Regions from separate parts of the Homo sapiens genome. Here region 2 is linked to region 1. The links are chromatin loops, found by intact Hi-C in ENCODE. Cell type or tissue: psoas muscle. All regions are shown on one strand. Links, peaks and the distances in the headings refer to the core of each region. The heading gives the core; the rest is flanking DNA. Region 1 overlaps CHD2 (chromodomain helicase DNA binding protein 2). Region 2 overlaps CHD2 (chromodomain helicase DNA binding protein 2).

Region 1 (9,618 bases), core at 941-8,940:
AAAAAAATAAAAAATAAAAAAACAGTCGAAAGCTACATTAATCAAGACAGTGTGACATTGGCAGAAGGACAGAAATATGTATTAATAAAACAGAACTGACAGTCCAGAAACAAAGCATGACATTTATGGTGTCAACTGAGTTTCAACAACAGTGTCAAGGCAATTCAATGAAGAACAGATATTCTTTTCAACAAGTGATACTAGAACAATTTCCCAAATTCTACTACAAAAACATGAACTAAGGCACTCACACTTCACACTATAAACAAAATGTAACTCTGACTTAATACAAAAGCTAGAACTTCTAGAAGGAAATAAAGAAGCAAGTCTTCGTGTCCATAGGTTAGGCAAATCTGTGTCAGATATGATATCTAAAGCACAATCCATACAAAGAAATCCATAAATTAAACTTCATCAAAATCAATAACTTTTTCTCTTTGAAAGACAACATTCAAAAAGTGAAAAGAAGCCACAGATTGGGATAAAATATGTTCAAATTATATACAGATGCTCCTCAACTTACAACAGGGTTATGTCCTGAGAAACCCATCGTAAGTTTAAAACATTGTTAAATCAAAAATGCATTTAATGCACTTAACCTACAGAACATCACACCGTAGCCTACCCTGAATGTGCTCAGAACGCTTATCATGAGGATATTGAGCAAAATCACCTAACGCAAAGCCAACTTTATAATAAAGAGTTGAATATCTCATGTAATTTATCGAATATTACACTGAAAATGAAAAACAGAATGGTTGTGTTCATTCAAAGTATACTTTCTACTGAAAGTGTATTGCTTTCATACCACTGAAAAGTCAAAACATTTTACATCAAACTATAGAAAGTTGGGGACTGTACTGATAAAGCACTTGTCTTTAGAATTTTTTTAAAAGAAATAAAAAACCTCTTCAACTCATAATAAGACAAACAATCCAATTTTTTTAACCCATTTATGATAGAGGTTGCAATTTTTTGAATTTTTTGCAATCAGACCTTGGCAATGACCTTGAGCAGTAGGATATAAATAATTCCCACATGCTTAGAGTTCCAATGACGGAACACGACGCCTGAGTTAAAATGCCAAAACATTTGAATAGAAATTTCACCAAAGACATACAAATGGCTAATGAACACATGAAAAGACGTTCAACATCATTAGTCATTAGGGAAATGCAAGTCAAAACCACAATGACACACATTCGCCAGAACGGCTAGAATCAAAAAGACTGACAATGCACCAAGTCCTGGTGATGACGCAGGGAAACTAGAACCTTCAAACATTTTTGGTAGGACTGCACAATGGTAGTCACTTTAGAAAACAGCGTGGTAGTTTCTAAAATGTTAAACATAAACTTTCCAAACAATCCAGCAATTCTATTCCTAAGTCTCTAAGCAAGAGAAAGAAAAACATATGTCCACACAAAGATATAATAACCCCAAAACAAAGCAATCCAAATGTCCATCAACCGGTAACTGGATGCAATGAAATATTACCCAATGAAAGAGAACACCTACTGACAGACTCTGACATGAATGAATCTCAAAAAAAATATGCTAAGTGAAGGAAGCCGGAAACAAAAGCCTACATATTAGGATTCCACTTATATAAAACTTCTAGAAAAGGTAAATCTCTAGAGACAAAAGCTGATTACTGGTTGCCTAAGGCTATATGTGGAAGCAGAGGTTAACTGCAAACAAGCAAGGGGGAACTTTTTGGGATGAGGAAAATGTTCCAAAACTGGACAATGATGATGGTTGCAAACTATAAAGTTACTAAACAAATTTAAATTTAAAATTTAAAAATAAAAATAAAAGTAAAAAATAAAATTTAATCCTGAATTAAAAAAAAAAAGATTGTAGAGCATATATCTATCAACTGAACAACTATTAACTGAATTGTTTACTGTGCACCAGGTGCTATTCTAGACAATGGGAACCAGCAATGAATCAAGCAAACAAAATCCCTGCGATTTTCATACATAATTTAATGACATGAGATGAATGAGAACATAAATGTAAAAAGAGATGCTATATAGACACTAAAACAGGTTAGGGATAAGATGTCTAAAGGGCTACTTTAGGTTAGGCAATCTGCAAAAGATTTCTGAAAGGAGGTGGTCGTTTAAGATGAGCTGAAACATTAAGGTGGTTGGCCATGTGAAGACAAGAAGAAATATAATTCTAGTCAAGAAGGAATAGTAATGGCTTGGCATGTTTAAGGGACAGAAAGATAGCCAGAATGGCTGAAGCATAATGAGTAATGGAGAAAGTGGATGAGAGGAATCAGACTATTGTCAAGGGGCCAGACTGAGTGGAGTCCTCCAAATTAATGAATATAGATGTTATTCTAAGTATCGCTGAATACCATTGGATAATTTTAAGTTTTATGAAATGTGCATATCATCTCTCCCATAAAAATCTTTTCAATAAACACATTCCATAGTTCTTTAATAATACGTGAATAAGATGTAAAATTGATGCTTCGGTTATCAGATATTTGAGTATAACATACTTTTCAGTGCTTGTGTACCTTGTATATTTCATTTTACTTATATTGATTATCTTATACCAACAGTGAAAAGGTCTGATGTTATCTATTTAACAATTATTTCCCAAGTGCATTAACTAATTCAGCCTTTCAGCAGACAATACTGCTTTCCTCCTTAACAGGCTAATTTCTGTGCCTTCTTTCATTGATTATGAAACATTTTACTACCGCCATCCCTGCCTCCATTTGACGCTTTGCTTTCCCCAAACCATGCCATCTGTTTTCCCTAAGGTCTACTAAGAAAGTTAAAAAGCATTGGCATTTCAGACATTCTAGCATCTTTTGAAATACACAGGAAGGAGCTTACTTCTCCGGCATAATAAAGTGCAGCAAGGACCAGAGCTCTTTGAGGGAATTCTGAAGAGGGGTCCCCGTAATCAGGAGCCTATGGTTGGACTTGAAATCAATCAGAGTTTTATACAATAAAGAGTCATCATTCTTCAACCGATGGGCTTCATCCACTCCCAGAAAGGCCCAGTTAATACTGCCCAGCACAGTCTAAAGTAAAAACAAAACAGAACGAGCCACCAGGTCAGAAGGGAACCCACAAGTGCTTTCAAGTGTTAATTATCTCTGTATAAATACCATTACAAAGGTATAAATTGACACATTTATTCTTCACTGACAATATATATTAGGCCTCTTCTGTTTATTCTGTTAGTTGCCAGATTGGTAGCTATTCAAAAGAGAGTATCATCATCTAAAAGGTATAGGTGGGCCTCTTATACCAGCTATTACTGCATGCCCCACAGCAAGAACACAAAAATTGCTATGCTGGGCAAAAATAAAACAAAAAAACCATATGATTCTGTATTCTCCCCTTAATTATGGTCCTTCTCTTGCCTATTCTCCACCCCAACCCTGAAGCACACAAACACCAAGAGCCACCAAACTCAACTTGTTTGCACTTAATACCAATGGGATCTACCTACCACATATATTTCTTAGCAGAAAGGCGGTATTTAAAGAGCTTCTTATTTTTGTCCTCCTCACAAAGACCATTCACATCATCTTTTCTGGAGAAATGCCTTAACAATGATACAATAGGAAATGCCTAAGATGACATTCAAGGGAAATACCTGAGATGGCATCCAATGACTGACAATAATCTCAGGTAAGTTACTGACCTATTCAATACCCTTTCATTCTGTTTAATTCAACTGGACTTGGTGACCTAAGGTCCCCTCATCTATAGGGTTCTGTTTTCTATTTATAACGTTAATATCCTTTGAAAAGTAATTTTTCTGGTTGTTCATTTGCTTGCTTTTTGAAATAAGAGAAGAAAAGTAACATGGCAAGTAGGAGGTACAGACCCTACCATTTGTTTTTTATTTTTAACTTTCAAGTATTTATTTCTAACATGCTCCACAGAACAGTAACAGACCCTACCATCTGGACAAGTCGCACTGGAAAAGATTTAGCCTTTTAGATATTAATTACACACCTTATCTTTCAAGAGGATCTCATATGTTGTTATAAGTGCGTTGAACTTCAATCTTTTGGTTTGGGAATGAATCCATTCATATTCCCGTATCTATAAGAAAAAAACATAATTAAGACATAATTTCTACTTCTACCTTTCTATATCACATAAGTTTTGTGATTGATGTAATAGAAACATGCCAAATAAAAAATAAATCTGATTAGAATTCAATGAATATCTCACATTCTAAAATGACCTAAGCAACCAAACTATAAAGCAGTAAGAGTTAGAATTAAAACACTGACCACCGAACAGCAAAAGCTTTATTGCCAGAATCAGAAGAAACTGGCCCCCAGAAATACATCTACTGAAGAAAATGCACTTCATCAGCTACTGAACCCTGGTGATTGGAACTCAACAAGGGATCTCCCAGATCCTTAGAAATTTCTTTTAAAAATGCAATTTATTTACTTTTTGAATAGGAAAATACATATATTAACAAGTAAAACAAATTCCAACCTTTGGAACTTCATCAACCATAGACCAAAGAGATATGTCCCCCAACAAAAAGGGAGGCTTGTAAGATGAAAATATAATGCAATACGTATAATAACGTCAATGTAAAAGAACACAAAGATGAGTACATTCATACTGAAGTATAACTGGACACTCAGCAAGCACGAAGACTCATGACAACGCTCTTGCAGTTTGGCTGTCAAGTTAGGAACTGGAGAACAAGACAGTAAGTGCCTGCAGGTGATCGCCCCCAAGTGGGGGTAAAAAGAACAAAGAAAAGGAGAACTGGAGATAGCAAGGAAAACTTCTCTGACTACAATTTTTTAGAGTTCATTTTCTTTGTTTGCAATCATTTTTGGAATGTAGTGCTTTACGCTATTTTGTAAACCTATAAATTTCTCTTTTTTCGTCTTTAACGGTTAACTAATGATTTAACAAAGCTAAAACTATATTCTTAGAAACTCAAAATTAGGCCAATGAAATCAGCCAGTGTTTAAGTTACACAATTTTAATGAAAGTATTTACCAAAAATAAATTTGAATTTGTATGAAAATATATGGTTACAACATGCAACTCAAATATTTAAACATTGCTAATGGCTTGCTCTTATTACAAGCAATTTCCCAGAAATAGTTTATATACAGTGATGAAAGAGCAAAGCTCTAGACTAGATAGAAACACCTGTGTCCGAATCTGAGCTCTGCCACATTCTTGCTCGCTAGGGTCGCGTGTTAAGACTCTCTGAGTCAATTCTTCATCAGTAGCAGGAAAGAATGCCATCAGCTTTGAAGACTATCATGAAGATTACAGGTATTATACGTAAAGCACCCAGCGCAACATCTAGCACACAGTAGGTGCTTTAAAAAAAGTTACTATAAAGAAAAGATCTGCTAAACAAAGATAAACTTAAGTCACTGTGTTCTAAATTCATGATGCCCAAATAAAGTTTGGTAACAGTTTAGGATAATTCTTATTTCTACAGTCCTAAAATAGCTTGTTTTCCTTTACTTTTATTCCTTTTTTATAAGTTATGCAACCTCACTGTTTAAGAAATTAAGAAATTCGAAGAATGATTATTTTCAGTAATATGTCTATTGAGAAAGCAAAAATAATATTAATATTACACAAAGTATTAACTCCATATTATCTCATATAAAGCAATCTTAGAAGTAAAAAGGGCAGAGAGAAGAAAAATTTAATATTGCAACCCAGCTAAAAGAGATTCCCACTCACATACTGCTGTTGCTTTTTAACTAGTAAGCATATTTGTTAAAGAACATCTGAGTTGCACTTTTGTGATAGATAAACCTCCTAATATTGAGAACACAGCACAGTATCAGAATAATAACCACAAATTTTACTGATGATCTACTGAAGGCTTTAAGTGAATTTCTAAATTACATTTATAACACAGATTCTAACCCAGCTCTTTTTGTTTACACACCGTATTTCTGCTCATCAGGTCACCTATGTAAACCACTACGTTAATCTCTGGTGCCCAGATTTCAAACTCTCTCTGCCATGAGGTGAGGGTGGATAAAGGGACGACTATAAGAAAGGGGCCATACAGCTGGTGTTGGTGGAACAGGTAGGAGAGGAATGATATGGTCTGGATGGTCTTTCCTAGGCCCATTTCATCAGCAAGGATTACACTATTATTTCTGCAGAAAGAAAAAATAAATAAAAACAAAAAAATCATTAGTTCACCAAAACACAGAATGTGCATAAACAGCAACGACACCAATGCTTCACAATAACAGCCAAGCAAGGTGTCATTCATAAGCCTCAAATGTATTTCTTCTCATCTGCAATTACTTCAGCTTTCAACATAAGGAAGAAAGTAGAAACCATAAAAAGCAGAATAACAAGTGGCCTACCTAGACTTGGATTACTATGACAGCCTTGTCAGACTCTTTACCTTTAGGCTTTTCACATCACCTTCCATAGGCTATCTTTTATCACAGAGAAGACAGGCTTTGTAAAAAGTGAAGACAAGCATGTAACCTTAGACTCCATCAATAGAGAAAGCTATCAGCACCGCTGGTGAATCCTGTGGCTGGCCCACCCCATTCCACTGCAGGCCACTGGGTTGTTTAATGCCACCCACACTATTTCCTAGACCTACATGTATAGGTGCATGGGGCTTGTTTTAAATACACTTTGGTCTAAAGCAGGGGTAGGCTACAGATCATACTTGTGGACCCCACCCTAGATATACTAAACAATATATGGAAAAGGGCTGACAAACACCTTTGGAGATTCTGACTCAGGTATTCCTTAGACCAGACCAGGATTCCCCACTCGGGAACCCAGCTGCACAGCAGAAGGTGAGCAGCGGGTGAGGGAGGGAAGCTTCATATGTATTTTCAGCCGCTCCCCATTGCTGGCATTAGTGCCTGAGCTCCGCCTCCTGTCAGATCAGCAACGGCATTAGATTCTCATAGGAGCATGAACCCCACTATGAACTACACATGTGAGGGATCTACGTTGCACACTCCTTATGAGAACCTAATGCCTGGTGATCTGTTGCTGTCTCCCATCACCCCCAGATGGGACCGTCCAGTTGCAGAAAAACAAACTCAGGGCTCCCACTGATTCTACATTATATAGTATAATGTAATAATAATAGAAATAAAGTGCACAATAAATGTAATGTGCTTGAATCATCCAGAAACCATCCCCCTCCCTCCTCCCCAGCCTGTGGAAAAATTGTCTTCCACGAAACCAGTCCCTAGTGCCAAAAAGGTTGGGAAGCACTACCTTAAAACCACAGTTTGAGAAACACTACTCTACAAAATGGGCTAGATTTCAACAGGATATTAATGGAAAAAGAATATCTAAGAAAAACATTTAAAATTGAAGAAACAGCCAGAGTTAGGAAAATATATTTGGGAAACAGAATACAGTCATTTTGGCAGGAAATTAGGATTACATGTAAGACATCAGATTGCAAACATTATAAAAAGGTTCTGGAAAATAAGGACACTGAAAGTTTGCACGTATATATAATATGTGCTTAATCAGCAAATCAGAAAGAACTAAAAGTAATTTATGAGTTAAAGGCAACCTAACTGATTCAAAAAACAAGACATTTAATTCACCAAAAAGACATAATTTCTAAAAATACCTTCTGTGTTCTACAAACTAGCTAGTTTAAAGGGTAAAATACAGAAACAAAGAAGATCACACTTGGGAAAGGGAGAATGATGAAGCCATACCCCTATACATCTCAGGTACACCTAATTTTCTACACAGTTTAAACGATGTAGTATATTCCTTTGAGTAATTTCCTTCTTATTTCCCTCACTTTTCAATACTATTCAGGAGGAAGCACAGTTAAGTTTCTCCAGTATTTCCTGCCCCTAGAAAATGCCATTGTCTACATATACAGACTACAGTAGGTTTGAATTGATTCACCTGTTTTTCTGGAACCAGACCAAAATAGCACATTATGTAATGTAGTAACATTCCTGTGACCAGGGCTTAACAGGTGCTTGAGCCCTTTTCAACTGATTTTTATTCCTTTGGTTTAAAGTAAAAAAATGCTGGCCAGGCACGGTGGCTCATGGCTGTAATCCCAGCACTTTGGGAGGCCAAGGCAGGCAGATCACTTGAGGTCAGGAGTTCAAGACCAGCTTGGCCAACATGGTGAAACCCCGTCTCTACTAAAAATACAAAAATTAGCCAGGCATGGTGGTGCGTGCGTGTAATCCCAGCTACTCAAGAGCCTGAGGCAGGAGAATCACGTGAACCTGGGAATCGGAGGTTGCAGTGAGCCAAGATCATGCCACTGCGCTCCAGCCTGGGCAACAGAGCAAAACTCAGTCTCAAAAAAACTAAAAAATAAAAAGTCTAAAAAATGCTGGCCAAGGACTGTACACAAAACACCATGTGACTCTGGATGGGTACACGGCACCTTTGTTCCTAAGAGTCTTCAATTATAAAATGAGAGGATTAGATCACAATTAAAGTTCATCTAACTTTTATTAACTGTCATTTAGATGAATTAGGTCCCACTAACCTCTAAAAGGAAAAATCATTTTTAAGCAATTCAGAATCATTATATCAAACCCACATTCTCAATCTTCTCAAGACACCTAATTTTCACAACTGAGTATTAAATATTGTACTAGATTTTATCAGATAAAAAGTAGGAGATGGTTCACTTGGGAAAAAGTCACTGTAAATGCATCTCTATAACTAGAAAGCTTCCTTTCAGCAATGAGGGGAAAAATATTTTTTAAGCTGTCCTTTTTTTTTTTTTTAAGGTGAAGTTTCACTTTGTCACCCAGGCTGGAGTGCAATGGTGCGAAAATGGCTCACTGCAACCTTGGCCTCCTGGACTCAAGCGATCCTCCCACCTCAGCCCCCAAGTAGCTGAGACTACATAAGCATGCCACCATGTCCAGCTAATTTTTGTATTTTTTGGTAAAGATGGGGTTTTGCCATGTTGCACAGGCCTGTACTTCTAATTCTAAATAAGGATTTTTTGCTTTACTATAAAACACTAAAGACATTAAGCATTTGCACTTAATTGGGTACTTCGGGAAAGAAGTGTGTAGGTTGGCATTAAAGGTACTTCTTACACTGCATGTTCTGTAAGGACAGCAAAATACATCTATATAGGTTCACTGTTAAATTCTCGAGGACTAATGGATCCGCATGTGAAAAGTAAAAAGTTCCTCTTCAAAGTTTCCCTTTTTGTTAAAGAATAAATAACAAGTGTTAGAAATAACAGTTTCTTTTAGAAATTAACTTCCTTCAAGCTCCCTTGCTTTTTGCTAATAACTCTTTGTTAAGCCCTATGTGGCTGTTAAATATAGTAAGGGAATAAGTACATTCTATGTCCTTGTACTTTAACCAGGTTATTTGTTCTGGACTATAACCTGCTCAGACATGTCCGAACGTGCCCAGGCATTTCCCAGCTTACAGCCTACACCCCTTCCTTATTTGGAAATGTTATTATTCTCCTAATTTCCTGTAAACAACCCCCTTCCTTTGTTTTCCACTGCGCGTTTATCTATTTAGGAAAGTTTTAAGCTTTTAGCCAATCGGAATCAGTCTAGATTGTGCGGTCCAGCTCCAGCCAATGGAGACAGGACGCAGCAGTAAGAACCCAATGAGTCAG
Region 2 (9,618 bases), core at 384-8,383, 63 kb before region 1:
GCTATGCTTGTACAGCCTGCGGAACTGTGCGCCAAATAAAACTCTTTTCTCTATAAATTACCCAGCCTCAGGTATTCCTGCAAAACAGACTAACGCAATTGGGTAGAGTGCAATGAGGCTCTTTACCTTGGGGGTGGGCAATCATTAGCCCTTGACTGAGCACTGCTCTGGTTCTACCTAACGAATCTTAACAGCAAGACCTGAAAAAGGAAACTGCTTCCAAATAACCTGCAACTCATAACAAAGCTCCAGAATACTTACAGGAATACAGAAATATCCAGCACCCAACAAGGTAAATGTTACATCTGGCATCTGACAAAAATTACTAGGCACAGAAAGCACCAGGGGAGCAAGACCCACAGTGAGGAGGTATCAACTGAAACTGACCCAAGTGATAAGATTCGCAGACAAGGACATCAAAACCATTGTTATATCTGTGTTCCAGGTTTTAAAAGGTTAGACACAGAACATATATAAAAAGACCCAAAAACAACTTTCCGAACTTTTAGAACTACAATGTATAAAATGCAAAGTACACTGGATGGGCCTCACAGCAGTCTTGACATTGAAAAGGAAAGTATTAGTGAACTTGAAGAGGTAGCAATAGAAACTATCCACAGTGAAACAGAAAGCATAATTTTTTAAAAGTCAACAGAATACAAGTGAGCTGTGAGACAACTTCAAGCAAGCTAATATAGGTGTAATGAGAATCTCCAAAGAAGAAGAGAGAGTGGGGGATCAGAAAAAATATTTGAAGAAGATTGTAAAAATTTCCAAATTTTATGGAAACAATAAACCCACAGATCCAAGAAGTTCAAAAATTTCCAAGCACAAGAAACCAAGGAAAAATACACCAAGGCACATCATAATCAGTGATTTTTTTTAAAAGGAACATTATGTAAAGAGGAACAAAGATAAGGATGACAGATTTTTCATCACAAAACAATGCAAGTAAATAGCAGAGGTACATCTTTAAAGCACTGAAAGAAACTGTAAAGCCAAAAATGTATACACTCAGCAAAAACTACTTTCAAAAATGAAGGCAAAATACTTTTTCAGGCATATATACAAACACTGAAAGAGTTTATCACCAGCAGAAAAAGTCCTTCAGGCAAAAGGAAAGTGACATCAAATAGAAATACAGACCTACTAGAAGAACGCAGGGCAAGATGCCCACTGGGTCCAGACAATAGAGAAGGGTGGGAGCGAGGGGCAGTCTCCCAACGAGGTGGCAGCTACTCAGCTACAGCTCTCTGCTAATGCGGGCTGCTGTTACCAGATCTTCCAAAAACAAAGCACGACTTTGACACGTTTATATGAAATTTTCCCACTGTAAATTCAAGGTACAGTGCAAATGACGCACATCATCAGCCCAGGGAAAACCAAAGCTGCTATGAGGTTAAATTATCCAAGATTTGAAATTAGGAAATACAGATAAAACCTCTTTAGCTCTCCCTGGACTTGCTACTCTCACAATGTAAAGCTTCGGCTCATCGTACTACTGGTGGCATTGTACTGAAGTAAAGAGGGTGCAGCTTCAGAAGACTTTGACTCTTCAATTATGGGCTCGTGGCAGGTAAGGACTGTGGGCTGGTACCCATCTCGGGATCCCTGATACCTAGTGTGGCTGACAGCCTCGCACAGAGCTTAATAATTTTGGTTGTTGACTCTAATATTTTATGGCGACCTCTTCACTAGATTTCCTCAAAAGACGGCAGAAAACTCTTTTCCTGCACAGGTGAAATGTGCTCCCTATGACCCACAAAACAAAACATAAAACCTATAACCAAGACATGGGATTCGCTGTGGCTGACACATGCATGATGAGATCTTCAGTAATTTGATAGATAAATACATTCATGTATACGTCACTTTCTCCCTAGAAACAGCTCCTGGCAAAGGTTGGCACCTGGTGTCTCACAGCCTTTTGCATACCTGTCATAATAATCTCTGTGTCCCCGGTGGTCTCGGTCACTGCTGTACTGGTCATAAGGCCTCTTTCTGGACATGTTGTTGGGTCGATAGCTTCCGGAACGGTGGGCATCCATATGTCGCCGGTCCCCATAATGGTGGTCCTTGTACCAGTGCTGCTCATACTGATGGTGCCTGTCGCTTCCCCATGGTGGATTGTTGTTGCCACCACCATAGTTGAACTTTCTTTCCCTCTGCCAGTCTCCTCGATCTGCAGGAAAAGAAAGAATGATCTGATGACTGCAAGAAATGGATGAATTTCACTTTCACTACAATTTTTTTTTTTTTGGAGATGGAGTCGTGCTCTGTTTGCCCAGGCTGGAGTGCAGTGGCACGATCTTAGATCACTGCAATCTCCATCTCTTGGGTCAAGCGATTCTCGTGCCTCAGCCTCCCAAGTAGATGGGACTACAGGCACCCGCCACCATGCCTGCCCAATTTTTGAATTTTTAGTAGAGACAGGGTTTCACCATGTTGGCTAGGCTGGTCTCAAACTCCTGACCTCAGGTGATCCGCCCGCCTCAGCTTCCCAAGGTGCTGGGATTACAGCTGTGAGCCACCACGCCCAGCCTTATTTTTTATTTTTGTTTTCTTCCACACCAATCTTCTCTGTATTGTTCCAATTCTTGTAGGTATGCTGCTGAAGTAAGCACTACTTTGCTGAAGTTCAAACTGAAAGCCTGACACATGTTACAAACAGACATTAAATTTCTTTCTTCTTGGTCTTGTTGCTGCTGGCTAACGTATCAGTAATGACTCCTAAACATTCTTTCCAACAAAATTTTAAGGCAAAATTTACTACTCCTCTCCTTCTGAAATCTTAACAACTACCGCTTTTCACTCTCCATACCTGTTTAACCTTCCAATCTGTGGCAGACTCTTAACAACAAAACCAAACTAATTCAGAAAATGATACCGCTGAGTTTCACAGCTGCGAGTAATATCCTCCGGTTACACATCTAACGTTTATTTCACCTGCTGGTACCTGCTGTGCCTGGTCTCTGAAAATCTCTCCAGACTACACTCACCGATTCTATTATTCTTCCCTATTCTGCACACACACACAAAAATGGACCTCCTCCTATAAAAAAGTAATTTCTCTAACTTTGAGCTTGGATCAGTGCTCTGTCTCTTACGGATTAAGGCCAAACTACAATCCTTTTAACTTCTGTAGCCTTCCTTTTCTCCTAAGGAAAAGAATCATACTCACTTGAATCAGAAAATGTAGTGAAGACACAGAAGTCCAGGGATGGAGAGTTAAACTGTGGCTACCAAAATGTCATGTCCACCCAGAGCCTGTGAGTGTGATTTTACCTAGGTCTTTGCAGATGTAATTAAGTTAAAAATCTCTAGATGACATCATCCTGAATTTAGGTTGGGCTACAAATTCCAGGACAGGCATCCTTTCAAAATAAAGGCAGAGGGAGCTATGACAGGCTATGCATAGGAGAAGGCTATGCAAAGATGGAGGCAGAAATCGGCGTGAGTCAAGAACGCCAAGAACTGCTGGCAGCCACCAGAAGGCAGAAGAGAGGCATGGAACAGCTTTTCCCTCGGAGCCTCCAGAAGGAACCAACCCTGCTGACACCTTGATATCAGACTTCCTGGTCTCCAGAAATGTGAGAAAATAAATGTTTGATGTTTGAAGCCACCTAGTCTGTGATACTTTGTTATATACAGCCCTAGGAAACTAATACAGAGGACTAACCAAAAGGAACCTATGACCTCATGGAAAAATCCATCTTCTGTCTATAATTATGTGAAGATCAAAGACATGCCACCAAATAAGTGTCTCTACTCATTTTACTGGCCTTCCAGCTTTTTTCTACAGAGCTGAAGAACAACACCATTAAGGAAGTGCTGAGCTCAGAAACTGATAGCATTAATATGATGTACAGTCCACCAGTGGCTTAAATTCATGGCTGACCTGGGTAGATCAGATGAGAGCACCACAAAGTAAAAAACTTTTGACTATTCACCCTAAGAATTAACAAATAACAACAAAAAGAGACACCTTCTAAATATGCGAAGGATCACTTGAGGATGGCTTCATATCAAATGGAAAGTGAGATTTCTAACAGGGTGTCAATGTCTGTGGTTTTGTAGAGGTGCTTAAAACTCAAGCTAGTTCATTTTTTCTGGAGTAAATCAAAGAGATTTTCTTTCTTCTTAAACCCTCTGTGAGGTAAATCACAGGTTACAAAGTATTGAGCTATTAAAAAGATGGGTGAGGAATCCAAGGTTTAAATAAAAGAATGTATTTAGTAAGAAGTTATTGTAAAGGATTCAGAATATAAAATAAGTGACATCGTATACAAAACACAAAAACAGCCTAATACTAGAAAAAAGCCAGTATAACTGATGCAACTACATCTAAGAACAGGGAAACATTTCCCAATCATTCTGCAAAATCATTAGCTTTCTTTCCCTCAACAAAATGGTGATGAAATAATTTTGAACTCAGATTTTTAAGATTACAGAACATAGAACGTAATGCTTCCAGGCAGGGTAGCTTGTAGCAGAATTACATCCTGCCAAAAACAATGAGAAAGGGAAGATTAAAAAGAATGCGTTTAGGCCAGGCGCAGTGGCTCACGCCTGTTATCCCAACACTTTGGGAGGCTGAGGCGAATGGATCACCTGAGGTCAGGAGTTCAAGACCACCTTGGCCAACATGGTGAGACCCTGTCTGTACAAAAATACAAAAAAAAAAAAAAAAAAAAAAAAAAATTAGCCCGGCATGGTGGTGTGTGCCTGTAATCCCAGCTACTTGGGAGGTTGAGGCAGGAGAATCGCTTGAACCCGGGAGGTGGAGGTTGCAGTGAGCCAAGATCGTGCCGCCGCTACACTCCAGCCTGGGTGACAGAGCGAGGCTCCATCTCCCAAAAAAAGAAAGAAGTGTTTAAAGGCATCAAAGAGCAGCTAAAGCAATGAGGACTAGAAGGACTAAGATTCCACAGAGCAGAAAACCTCAAAGAGTTAAGAGATGACTTCTGTCACCACTGAAGAGATCAGTGATCCTGAGCACCTGCAACAGGCTAAGGATCTGGGTCTTTCCCAGGCAGGGACCACTGCTGGAGGAACAGACAACCCGCAGAGTGGGTTTTCAGATTATTTTCTGCAAAGATTATAGCAATTCACACTCTTAGCAATCGGTGTGTATTTCCCTTTTTAATTTTTGATGATCTGAATGGGTAAAAAAATTGATTAACCTATTGTTGCTTTAATTTATATTTTCCTAGTAGCAAGGTTGGTCATCTCGTCATATTGGCCATTTGAATTTTCTCTTTTACATGAACTGTCTAATTCATAACTTTTGCTCATTTTGTTTTAAAACAATGGATAAGCTCCACAGAGTTTTTTTCTAATCAAATTTCCAAAATTTTAATTCAATCTGGATTCCTTTGAGTTTTGTTTCAAAACTGCAATTTTTTTTTTTTTTTGAGACGGTCTCACTCTATTGCCCAGACTGGAGCGCAGTGGTGCAATCCTGGCTCACCGCAACCTCCACCTCCCAGGCCTAAGAAATTCTCCCACCTCAGCCTCCCAAGTAGCTGGGACTACTACGCCACTACGCCTAGCTAATTTTCACACTTTTGTAGAGACTGAGTCTATGTTGCCCAGACTGTACAAATTTTTTAATAGACAATTAAAAATTGTATGTATTTATTGATTACAATGCAATGTTTTAAAATACATATACATTATGGAATGGCTCAATCAGCCTAATTAACATATGCACTACCTCACTTATATAATACATTGTTATTAACTACAGTCACCATGCTGTACAACAGATTTCTCAACTTATTCCTCATATCTAACTGAAATTTTATCTCCGTTGTTAATATCTTCCCAATTCTCCCCTGCCCTCCGACCCTGGTAACTACTGTTCTACTCCCTGCTTCTATGAGTTTGACTTTTTCAGATTCCATACGTAAGTGAGAATATGCAGTTTTTCTCTTTCTGTGCCTCACTTATTTCACTTAACATAAATGCCCTCCAGATTCAACCATGTTGTTGCGAACGACAGGATTTCCTTCTTTTTAAAGCTGAATACTATTCGATTGTGTATATACACATTTTCTTTATCCACTCACCTGCTGATGGGCACTTAGGATGATTACGTATCTTGGCTATCGTAAATAATGCTGCAATGAATATGTAAGTGCAGGCATTTCTTCAACATAACTGATTTCATTTTCGTTGAATATATACCTGGTAAAGGGACTGCTGCATCATATGGTAGTTCTGTTTGTGATTTTTTTGAGGCATCTCTGCATTGTTTTCCATAATGGCTGCACTAACTTACATTCCCAGCAACAATGCGCTGGGTTCCCTTTCCTCCACATCCTTGGCAACCCTTATCTTTTGACTTTTTGGTACTAGCCATCCTAACAAGTGTGAAGTGATATCTCATCGTGCTTTTAATTTGCATTTCCCTGATGATCAGTCATGCTGAGCATTTTTTCATATACCTGTTGGCAATCTGTATGTCTTCTTTTGAGAAATGTCTATTCAGGTCCTTTACCCACTTTTTAATCGAGCATTTGCCTTCCTGCTACATAAGGAGCTGAGTTCCTTACACAGTTTGGATATTATCCCCTTATCAGATGTACGGTTGGTAATATTTTCTCCCCTTACATAAACTGTCTCTTCACTCTGTTGATTGCCCATTTTTCTATTCAGTTATTGTTTTGTTCTCAATTTACAAGAGCTCTTTCAAGATTAGCAGTTTTAACCATTTCACTGTCATACAGAATGTAAACTTCTCCCTCAGTCTTTTTCGTTTGTTCATGTTAGCTGGGTTCTTCTTAATCGGAAGTTGAAATAATAGTCCTGGGGGCCAGACGCAGTGGTTCACACCTGTAATCCCAACATTTTGGGAGGCTGAGGTGGGCAGATCACATGGCGCCGGGAGTTTGAGACCAGCCTGGCCAACATGGCAAAACCCTGTCTCTACTAAAAATTTAAAAATTAGCTCAGCGTGGTGGTGCACATCTGTAATCCCAGCTACTCGGGAGGCTGAGGGACGAGAATCGCCTGAACCCAGGAGGTGGAGGTTGCAGTGAGCCGAGATTGTGCCACTGCACTCCAGCCTGGGTGACAGAGCAAGACTCAGTCTCAAACAAACAAAAAAAAAAATTGGGGGATCTTTATTTCATGCTTTCTCTCATTAAGAAAAGAGAGGACAATAAAGTGTTAGAAGATAATAAAGCACAGAAGTCTAGCCAGTGTCTTTGGAAAATGAAACGGCTGTGTGAATTTTTTATCTTTTGGCACCTCTTTTAAAAACTCCACTTAATGACCTACCTGCATTACTGAAGTGTCTCTTGTTGGGGTGATTGTAGTTATCTCTTGGGTGTCCATGCATCTGTGGGCCATGGGAGGCAGGCAAATGAGGCTTCTGAGGGTGAAGGTTGTGTGAGGTATGGGACTGAGATATCAGAGAGTCCCGGCTGGAGCCTGAGGCCTCTGGACGAAATGGTTTCTTACCCCCAGTCACGTCGTCTTTCTTCTTTTGCTCCTAAAGAGTAAAAGGAAACCAAAGAAGCTCAAGATCCCAGGCTTAATTCCCCAGAGAAGAATAAAGGCTATCACCTCTAAACAGCTCCTTCTTGTCCTTCTTAAACTTCTGAACTGGCGTTTACTACCTCCTAACAAAAAAAAGGCTCATAAATTCCACTGTTAGGCTATTTGCTGGGGGAACTCAGTGGAATTTATGCTGAGTTTGACCATTACTGCTAAGTACCTGCAAGAACACATGCATAGACTGCTAGATGTCACTGTACAGGGTATGGTGTAGGCGCCCAGGCTGGCGGCACTCTCAGAGGATCATCCTGGACCATGTAAAACCAAGACTACCAACTTTCCAAGGCTAACCACAACAAACAACCCTCGACTGTCCAGTGGGAACTAACTCCTATGCCCAAGTCATCAAGCTAAATATCTGAATGTTGGAGTAACATTACTCCTTATCACACAAGTCAAATGTTTGATATAAAAAAAATCACACAATAAAAAAAATAAAGTGACCCAAATCCTAACCAGCAAGGGAATTACTGTTAATAATTTGGCACGTATTTTTCTAAGCTTTTTTTTGTAGTTATATTTTAAACAAAAATATTTGGTATTCATTTTTCACTTCATGTATTGTGAAAATCTTTCCATGTAAATACTTATTTCTACAATATTATGTTTAATAACTGATTAATACTCCCCAATATGGATATATCATGAACTACTGAATGTTTTTGTTTTCTGTATTTTTTTTTTTTTTTTTTTTTTTTTTTTGAGACAGAGTCTCACTCTGTCGCAGGCATTCAGTGATGCCATCTCAGCTCACTGCTACCTCCACCTCCTGGTCTCATGCGATCCTCCCACTTCAGCCTCCTGAGGGGCTGGGGCTACAGGCATGTGCCACCACACCCAGCTAATATTTGTAGTTTATGTAGAGATGAGGCTTCATCACGTTGGCCAGGCTGGTCTCGAACTCTCGGCCTCAAGTGATCCACCCGCCTCAGCCTCCCAAAGTGCTGGGATTACAGGCACGAGCCACCGCGCCTAGCCACATTGAATGTATTTCTTACTGTTGGGCTTCCAAGCCATTTCCATTATAAACATGTTTAAATCTCTATCTCCTTCTCAAAACTAAATTCCTGGAAGCAAAACTGCATGCTTTAGTCTTTTAATAAATCTTGCTGAATTCTCCTCCAGAAAGGTTGTGACAATGTATACTCCCACTAGTAGGATACCACTGTTTTTGTTATTCAGCTTATACTGTTTTGTTATTCATTCTGATCCCTAAATGAATGAAGTCTTTCATGATTATGTGTCCAACTTCAGACCCTCTTCCTAATTTTCACTCCCTTCTAAAGGGCCTTTCCTAACTATTTCATTCCCTCCTGGGGCCTTTCCGGACTATCCATTTATAGACTTTTTATAATGCTTATTAGTATATGATTCCTGTATGTTACTGCTATAACATATTCTTCCATGTAAAATTAAATCATCAACTACTTGAGGGTGCTGCTTCACAGGCCAACACAGCACTGGGCACAGCATAACAAATACTCCTGAGTGCTTCCCTGTCCCCAGCACCATTCTATTCCATTCTATGTGCTGAGAACACAGCAGTAGATGAGAGACATAAAATCTCTGTCTTCATGGAGCTGACGCATTAGTGGAGGTGGTATTTAATGCTCACAGATTGAACTCAATGTCCAACTTGGGTACAGCCCATGTGGCAAGTCAGCAGATCTGCAAATGGGCACACCCACACAAGGAGCACTGCCTCTGCAGCCTCCTCCATGTCACTTCTGCACCCATCCCCCTATTCCAAAGGAGAGGCAACTTCTGAGCACCTCTCACAAGTGAGTAGCAGGACCCCTTCCATACAAAAGCTGGAAGGACACCAAATAGATGGTCCAGAAAAGAAGAGAAAAAGTATTTTCTGCCCACCACCCTATTACTTCCTAGGAGCCACATTTATAAGCTACTGACATGTACAGAAGAAAAATGCAAATGGAAGAAAAAACCTGGTGAACAAATGATTTTAGGACCTAAAAACACAGGGTAAACACTCTTTGTCAGAATTTCAACCATGTTAGGCTCCAATACATTGGCTATTTCACCCATCTGGTCTTA

The links. A loop is a pair of places that touch in the nucleus more often than their neighbours do. Peaks named below come from ENCODE experiments on the same cell type or tissue, not always from the same donor. Only the 100,000 strongest peaks of a DNase experiment are listed, where the experiment ranks them.
Region 2: a loop joins it to region 1, with 2.0 times the contacts of the local background. A loop is called at or near these places in 22 of 110 quality-filtered maps.

Annotation. Positions count from the first base shown.
Region 1 is chr15:92,949,890-92,959,507 of GRCh38, reverse strand. CHD2 (chromodomain helicase DNA binding protein 2) reads right to left here. Exons shown (of 39, transcript NM_001271.4): 14 at 5,935-6,151; 15 at 3,996-4,085; 16 at 2,859-3,049. Among named protein-coding and RNA genes, the nearest start is that of MIR3175, 50 kb to the right of the region's middle. RefSeq lists an enhancer at 8,620-9,618. In psoas muscle, for the core only: a CTCF peak has its summit at 4,740 (motif pointing left); no DNase peak of the experiment used is centred there; H3K27ac peaks cover 3,055 bases.
Region 2 is chr15:93,012,576-93,022,193 of GRCh38, reverse strand. CHD2 (chromodomain helicase DNA binding protein 2) reads right to left here. Exons shown (of 39, transcript NM_001271.4): 37 at 7,285-7,498; 38 at 1,936-2,182. Among named protein-coding and RNA genes, the nearest start is that of RGMA, 72 kb to the left of the region's middle. In psoas muscle, for the core only: a CTCF peak has its summit at 3,473 (motif pointing right); no DNase peak of the experiment used is centred there; H3K27ac peaks cover 1,577 bases.